Regions from separate parts of the Homo sapiens genome. Here region 2 is linked to region 1. Evidence: chromatin contacts called from ENCODE Hi-C or POLR2A ChIA-PET data. All regions are on one chromosome and are shown on one strand. The core of a region is the stretch at or near the end of the contact, and the rest is flanking DNA. Distances in the headings are between cores, read along the strand shown. Region 1 holds the start of MTIF2 (mitochondrial translational initiation factor 2). Region 2 has its middle 84 kb from the start of RTN4.

Region 1 (3,276 bases), core at 335-2,834:
AAATAAATAAATAAGTGTTTGAATATCTGTCCTTCCTATTACAAGACTAAGAGGAGAAAATGAGATGATGTATATACTTTATCATCAGCTATTTTAAAACCATATCACATGTCTTGATACTCGCTTATAAGCTTTGAGGATTCATTGCTTATAAGTTAAAAATATTCACAAGTCATTAACTTGTTTACCTTCGGACAATTATGAGGTTGTGTATGTGTGTGTAATCGAGCAAGCATTTTACCTTAAAAGGCTTATTCGAGTAAAGATCAAGGAAAAATCTAACTTAATGCCAACGAAATAAACACATTAAGATTTAGAAATTCAGGCTGGGCGTGATGGCTCATGCCTGTAATCCTAGCACTTTGGGAGGTCGAGGCGGGCGGATCACCTGAGGTCAGGAGTTCGAGACCAGCCTGGCCAACATGGTGAAACCCCCTCTCTACTAAAAGTACAAAAATTAGCCGGGTACGGTGGCGGGCGCCTGTAATCCCAGCGACTTGGGAGGCTGAGGCAGGAGAATCGCTTGAACCCAGGAGGCAGAGACTGCAGTGAGCCGAGATCAGGCCACTGCACTCCAGCCTGGGCGACAGTGAGACTCTGTCTAAAGAAAAAAAAAAGAAGATTTGGAAATTCATTCAATAGTATTTACACACATTAAATACTTCTAAGAATGGCACATGGAAAATATCTTATTTACGTTTGTGCCCCTGGACCAAGAAGTAGAGTGCTCAGGTAACACAGGATTCCTTGAGAAAATAATTTTTAAATCAGTATGAAACCAGATTTGAGAAGAGCACAGATTAATGGAGTGGGAGGAAGGACCCTACGAGATATTAACCAAAGCACAGATATGTAATTGAGGCAGGAACTGGAAAGACACATTGGAGGCAATAACCCAAATGTCAAAACTGGAAGGAAACTTGTCACTTACTCCAAGCTCCTCATTTTACAGAAAAGGAAACGGAAATCCAGAAGGGTCAAAAAAGCTTCTCCAATGTCATACCGCTAGTTAATGGCAGTCAAGACTAGAACCCAGACGTTCTGACTCCCAGTACGGTGTTGTTTCGCCGCTAGGATATCCTTGTCAAGGAATCTGAAAAAAGTATGTTGCAAATACGTAGTTGCGTTAGGGAAAACGTCTGAATGTGAGCTGGAAGCTTTGGAACTTACCAGAAAGGTAAAAATAAATCACTGCAGAAAAATTACGGATCTGGGGTGGCTCGCCTCAAATTGGAGCCCAGAAGGCCTTGGGCCCATGGGAGGCTGGGAAGTGAGGACCTGCACCCACAGCCGCGCGCGAGGAGGGGAAGCCGGCCAGCCGCTTCCGAGAGAACAGTGCACATGCCTTCGTGAATGCCTAACGTGGGCTCACGCAGGGATTAAATGCATCTTGGAAAGGCTTCCGAACGCACAATGTTTATGAAGTTCGCGTGATTTGTGCCACTGACACGTTAGGCGAAACAACACACACCACCTGCACCGGACAACCCTGGTTAAGGGATCCTACCCACTTAACTCCTACCTACAGCCCCGGGCCCCTGGATTCTGAGCACGGGCGGAGATCACCTTCTGGACCCGGAAGAATGGTCGGTAGGTCAGTCCGTCCCCGCTACGGTCCCCGCCGGGCTTCCGGTCCCGCTGGAAAAGGTTCTTTCCGGAATTCAGAGAGTTGCTGTCGCCGCTGGGGGTGGGACTGTCTGCGGTGTCCGCGGCGGGCGTCCAGCCTGGGAGGCGCTGGTTCAACCTGTGGCTCCTCCCAGGGTCAGCCGCGCGTGGTGAATCGTTTCTGCAGGTCCCTTCCATTTCTTACTTTCCTTTCCTTTCTTTCTCTCTTTCCTTTTTTTCTTTCTGTCCCTCTCCTTTCTTTCCTTCCTTCCTTTCTTCATTTCTTCCTTCCTTTCCTCTTCCTTCCTTTCCGTTTTTCTTTCTCTTTTTTTTTTTTTTAAGAAAACTGCCTTTATTCAATTAGAAGTTGGAAAAATTAACTGGTACAGAAAAAAAGTGTAATCAGCTGGAGAAAAAGTGCCACCCATGAGAACTGATGGCTCCTCTGGGAGGGAATCTGGATACAGTGAGGATTTCTAGGAAGCAAATTACTTCTTCTCTGGGGCTATGAGAGGCCTCGGTGGTGCTTAACACTGTAGGAAACGTTAAATGGAGAATTGTGGGAGAAATGATACCTCCTTCAAAGATACGTGTTCCTAACAAGAAGGAAAAAACAAATGCAAGCGAACAGTGGCGGTAGAACCAGTTAGTATTGTGCGAACAGTACTTTCTGTTTTCTCCTAAGTCAGCTCGTGTGTATGGCATTAGGAGTAATAGAGCCAGAGTGCCTGGTTTCCTATCCCAGCTCATTCCTAGTGTGTGGTTGGGAATGTTTTGTCAACTGTCCATGTCCCAGTTTGTTCATCTACATTATAGTAATGACAGTAGCTAGTTCACAGGATTGTAATAAGGTTTTTGTTGTGTTTTTGTTTCTATTTGTTTTTGAGATGGAGTTTCGCTCTTGTTGCCCAGGCCGGAGTGCAATGGCACGATCTCAGCTCACCGCAACCTCTGCCTCCCGGGTTCAAGCGATTCTCCTGCCTCAGCCTCCCGAGTAGCTGGGATTACAGGCATGTGCCACCACTCCTGGCTAATTTTGTGTTTCTTGTAGAGACAGGGTTTTTCCATGTTGGTCAGGCTGGTCTCGAATTCCCTATTTCAGATGATCCGCCCACATCGGCCTCCCAAAGTGCTGGGATGACAGGCGTTAGCCACCTCTCCCAGACTGTTTTTTGTTTTTTTTGAGACAGTGTCACTCTGTCGCCCAAGCTGGAGCACAATGGCGCGATCTCGGCTCATTGCAACCAAACTCCGCTTCCTGGGTTCAAGTGATTCTCCCGCCTCAGCCTCCCGCGTAGCTGAGATTACAGGGGCACATCACCATGCCTCACTAATTCACCATGTTGGCCAAGCTGGTCTCGAACTCCTGACCTCAGGTGACTGCCCACCTAAGCCTCCCAAAGTGCTGGGATTACAGGCATGAGCCACCACGCCCGGCTGCAATAAGCTTTTAATGGGTTGATAAACTGTTGATAAGTAGTGCCTGGTTCATAGTATGTGTTTGCTGTTATGGTTATTACTGCCTGCCCCCAGAGCTTTCCCTCATCTTGCTTGGACATTATGACTTTCAGCTGGTCGTTTTGACCACAACCATCACCACCTCTCAAATATAAATATTGTTTTATTATCTCTGTCTTTTGGTAAAAGGAATTTGAGAAGAAAACAAAATCA
Region 2 (3,276 bases), core at 237-2,736, 140 kb before region 1:
GAGGCAGAGGTTGCAGTGAGCCAAGATGGTGCCACTGCACTCCAGCCTGGGCAACAGAGTGAGACTCTGTCTCAAAAAAAAAAAAACCTTTTAAATTAAAAGGCAAGAGTGATGGTTCATGCCTATAATCCTAGCACTTTGGGAGGCCAAGGGAGGCAGGCTGCTTGAGCCCAGGAGTTTGAGACCAGCCTGGGCAACATGGTATACCCCTGTCTCTACAAAAAATACAAAAATTAGCCGGGCATGATGGTGCATGTGCCTGCAATTCTAGCTACTTGAGAGGCTGACGAGGGAGAATCACCTGAGCATGGGAGGTGGAGGCTACAGTGAACCGAGGTCTTGCCACTGCACTCCAGCCTGGGCCACAGAGTGAGACCGTCTCTCAAAAAAAAAAAAAAAATTGAAAATTAAAAATAAATATACCGATCATTTTAGGAATTAGTTCTCACTCTCCAGTTTTGTTGTTGTTTTTTTTAATTATTATTATTTTTAAAAAACATGGCCGGGTGTGGTGGCTCACACCTGTAAATCCTGTACTTTGGGAGGCCGAGGCAGGTGGATCACTTGAAGCCAGGAGTTCAAGATCATCCTGACCAACATGATGAAACCGTGTCTCTACTAAAATACAAAAATTAGCCAGGTGTGCTGGTGGGTGCCTGTAATCCCAGCTACCTGGGAGGCTGAAGCAGGAGAATCACTTGAACCCAGGAAGCAGAGGTTCCAGTGAGCTGAGATCACGCCACAGCACTACAACCTGGGCAGCAGACTGAGACTCTGTCTCAAAAAACTAAAACTAAAAATAAAAAAATTTGTGGGTACATAGTAAGTATATTTATATATGGGGTTCATAAGATGTGTTGATACAGGCATGCAATGTGAAATAAGCACATCATGGAGAATGCGGTGTTGTCTTTTGCTTGTTTACTTTTTATTTTTCAGTTTATTTGTTCCCTCTCCCTGCCTTTTTTTTACTTGCAAAAGCAATAAATACTTGTAAAAATTGTCAGAAAGGTATAAATCTACTTCCCAATAATACGGGAGGACTGTGTCATGTGTATTTCTTGTAACCTCCTCCTTATGCAGGATACTGCCCACACCGGTATGTGTTCAGTTCAATTCCGTTAGAACTACTGTTCCTCACAAGGCTGTAAGGTACCCTTGAGGTGTCTAGTCCAATTCCTCCATTCTATGGAGGGAGAAACTGAGGCCCTGAGAAGAAGGGAAACTTAGTTAGGGACCCTGAGCTGGTTAAGTGACAGAACCATAAATAGCTCTCACCGTCCTTAACATAGCCCCTGCCAGATAACCCCTAAGGAGACCCAGCAGCCACACGGCTGATAAAGCCACTGCTTGTCAAGATGTCACAGGGTGAACCCCAAAATTGGGGTTCAGCCCAGGAAGTCATGTGGGTTCTTGGCTCCAAACAGGAAGAGCGAGCCAAGAGAGCAAAGTGAAAGCAAGTTTATTAAGTAAAGGAATGAAAGGGTGGAGAGTCCACAGGCAAAGCAACCCCAAAGGCTGCTGGTTGGCTATTTTGATGGTGATTTCTTAATCACATGCTAAACAAAGAGTGGATTTTCATGAGCTTTCTGGGAAAGGGGTGGGGAATTTCCACAACTGAGGGTTCCTCTCCCTTTCAGACCATATATGGTAACTTCCAGACGGTTGCCATGGCTTTTGTAAACTGTCATGTCGCTAGTGGGCATTTCCTTTAGTATGCTAATTTATTATAATTAGTGTATAACGAGCAGAGAGGACAACCAGAGATTGCTTTTGTGGTCACGTGGGTTTTGATTGATTTTCACTTGCCTCTTTACCGCATCCTGTTTTATCTGTGGGGTCTTTATGATTTGTATCTTGTGAACTCCTATCTCACTACCATCAGCATTCCCCTCTTCCCCCCACTCCTCCTGACCTCTTGACAGAAGCTGAGGAAATGGGAAAGCAGATCCTAGACTTGGAGAAGGTCTGTGTGGGGTCCAAGGCCACTCAGTAATAAGACTCCCCCAGGTCCAAAGTCCAGAGACAGCCCCCAGACTCACTCCATCTCTCAGAGGCTGATGCCCACCCAGCAGGCATTCACCTTAGCTCAGAGCAGCACCAATTTCCTGCATGCAGTCAATAAAGTGCAGTTTGCTTCCTGACATAAACAGCTGTTCTCAGAAAGCAAATATGCAAAGAGAATATTATTCTTCAAGTTTAAATGAGGAAGAAGAAAGGGTGGGTGAAGCGGGAGGTGGGAGCTTACACAGAGTTCTAGGTTTATAATCTAATTCTCCAGAGCCAGCCTCTGACCTGCAGCCCCCTGAGTGCCCAAGCTTTTTGGGCCCACCGAAAAGGGCTCTTGAGGCAACTCAAAACCGCTTCAGAAGTAAATGCGAGGAGTTACTTACTCAGGGTTTGCCCAGTCCTGAGGAGGAAACAATTCTGATCGGGGCTTCACTAGAGGGTCTAGATCTCTGCTGTCCAACATAGTAGCCACTTGTCACATGTGTCTGTTGAGCACTTGAAATGTGAGTCGGAAGTGAGCTGGGCTGTAAGTGTAAAATGCACATAGCACCAGGCATGGTGGCTCACACCTACAATTCCATTTGGGGAGGCCAAGGGGGAAGGATCACTTGAGGCCTAGAGTTCAAGATCAACCTGGGCAACATAGTGAGACTCCATTTCTATTAAAAAAATGTTTTTAATGCACATAAGATTTCAAAGATGGCACAAAAATAATAGTTTTAAAATCTCACTAGTAATTTTTATATTGATTATATGTTTGTTTTTTTGGTTTTTTTTTTTTTTTTTGAGATGGAGTCTTGCTCTGTCACCCAGGCTGGAGTGCAGTGGCTCAATCTTGACTCACGGCAACCTCCGCCTCCCAGGCTCAAGCAATTCTCAGGCCTCAGCCTCCTGAGTAGCTCGATTACACGTGCACACCACCATTCCTGGCCAATTTCTGTATTTTTAGTAGAGATGGGATTTCACCATGTTGGCCAGGCTGGTCTCAAACTCCTGGTCTCAAGTGATCTGCCCACCTCAGCCTCCCAAAGTGCTGGGATTACAGGCGTGAGCCACCATGCCCAGCCTCAATTATACGTTTAAAAGATAACATTTTCAATATATGGTGTTAAAACATTTAAATCATTCTGCTTCTTTTTTTACACTTTACTGAAGTATAATTGGCACACAATAAACTGCACAACTTGGTAAGTTTTGACATGTGTATATACAATACCATGAAGCCATCATCACAATTAAGATAATGAACATCTCCGTCAACCCCAA

Evidence for each region. A loop is a pair of places that touch in the nucleus more often than their neighbours do. ChIA-PET counts read pairs that join two places held with the same protein, here RNA polymerase II (POLR2A). Pooled maps may share reads with other maps.
Region 2: a loop to region 1 is called in a pooled map, with 6 times the contacts of the local background. The contact joins the enhancer-like site here to the promoter of MTIF2 in region 1. A Hi-C loop is called at or near these places in 6 of 50 pooled maps. POLR2A ChIA-PET finds 5 or more read pairs at or near these places in 4 of 52 experiments (PC-9, activated B cell, activated naive CD4-positive, alpha-beta T cell and 1 more).

What each region holds. Positions count from the first base shown.
Region 1 is chr2:55,267,647-55,270,922 of GRCh38, forward strand. MTIF2 (mitochondrial translational initiation factor 2) reads right to left here and starts at 1,585. Exons shown (of 16, transcript NM_002453.3): 1 at 1,523-1,585; 2 at 932-1,093. RefSeq lists enhancers at 1,528-1,677, 1,623-2,446.
Region 2 is chr2:55,132,430-55,135,705 of GRCh38, forward strand. It overlaps a transcript of RTN4 not described here. Among named protein-coding and RNA genes, the nearest start is that of RTN4, 84 kb to the left of the region's middle. RefSeq lists enhancers at 1,231-2,143, 1,445-1,634, 1,464-1,758. Within about 2 kb of position 1,487, at least 23 of the 41 ENCODE cell types and tissues checked have a DNase peak (open chromatin) inside an H3K27ac peak, as active enhancers do.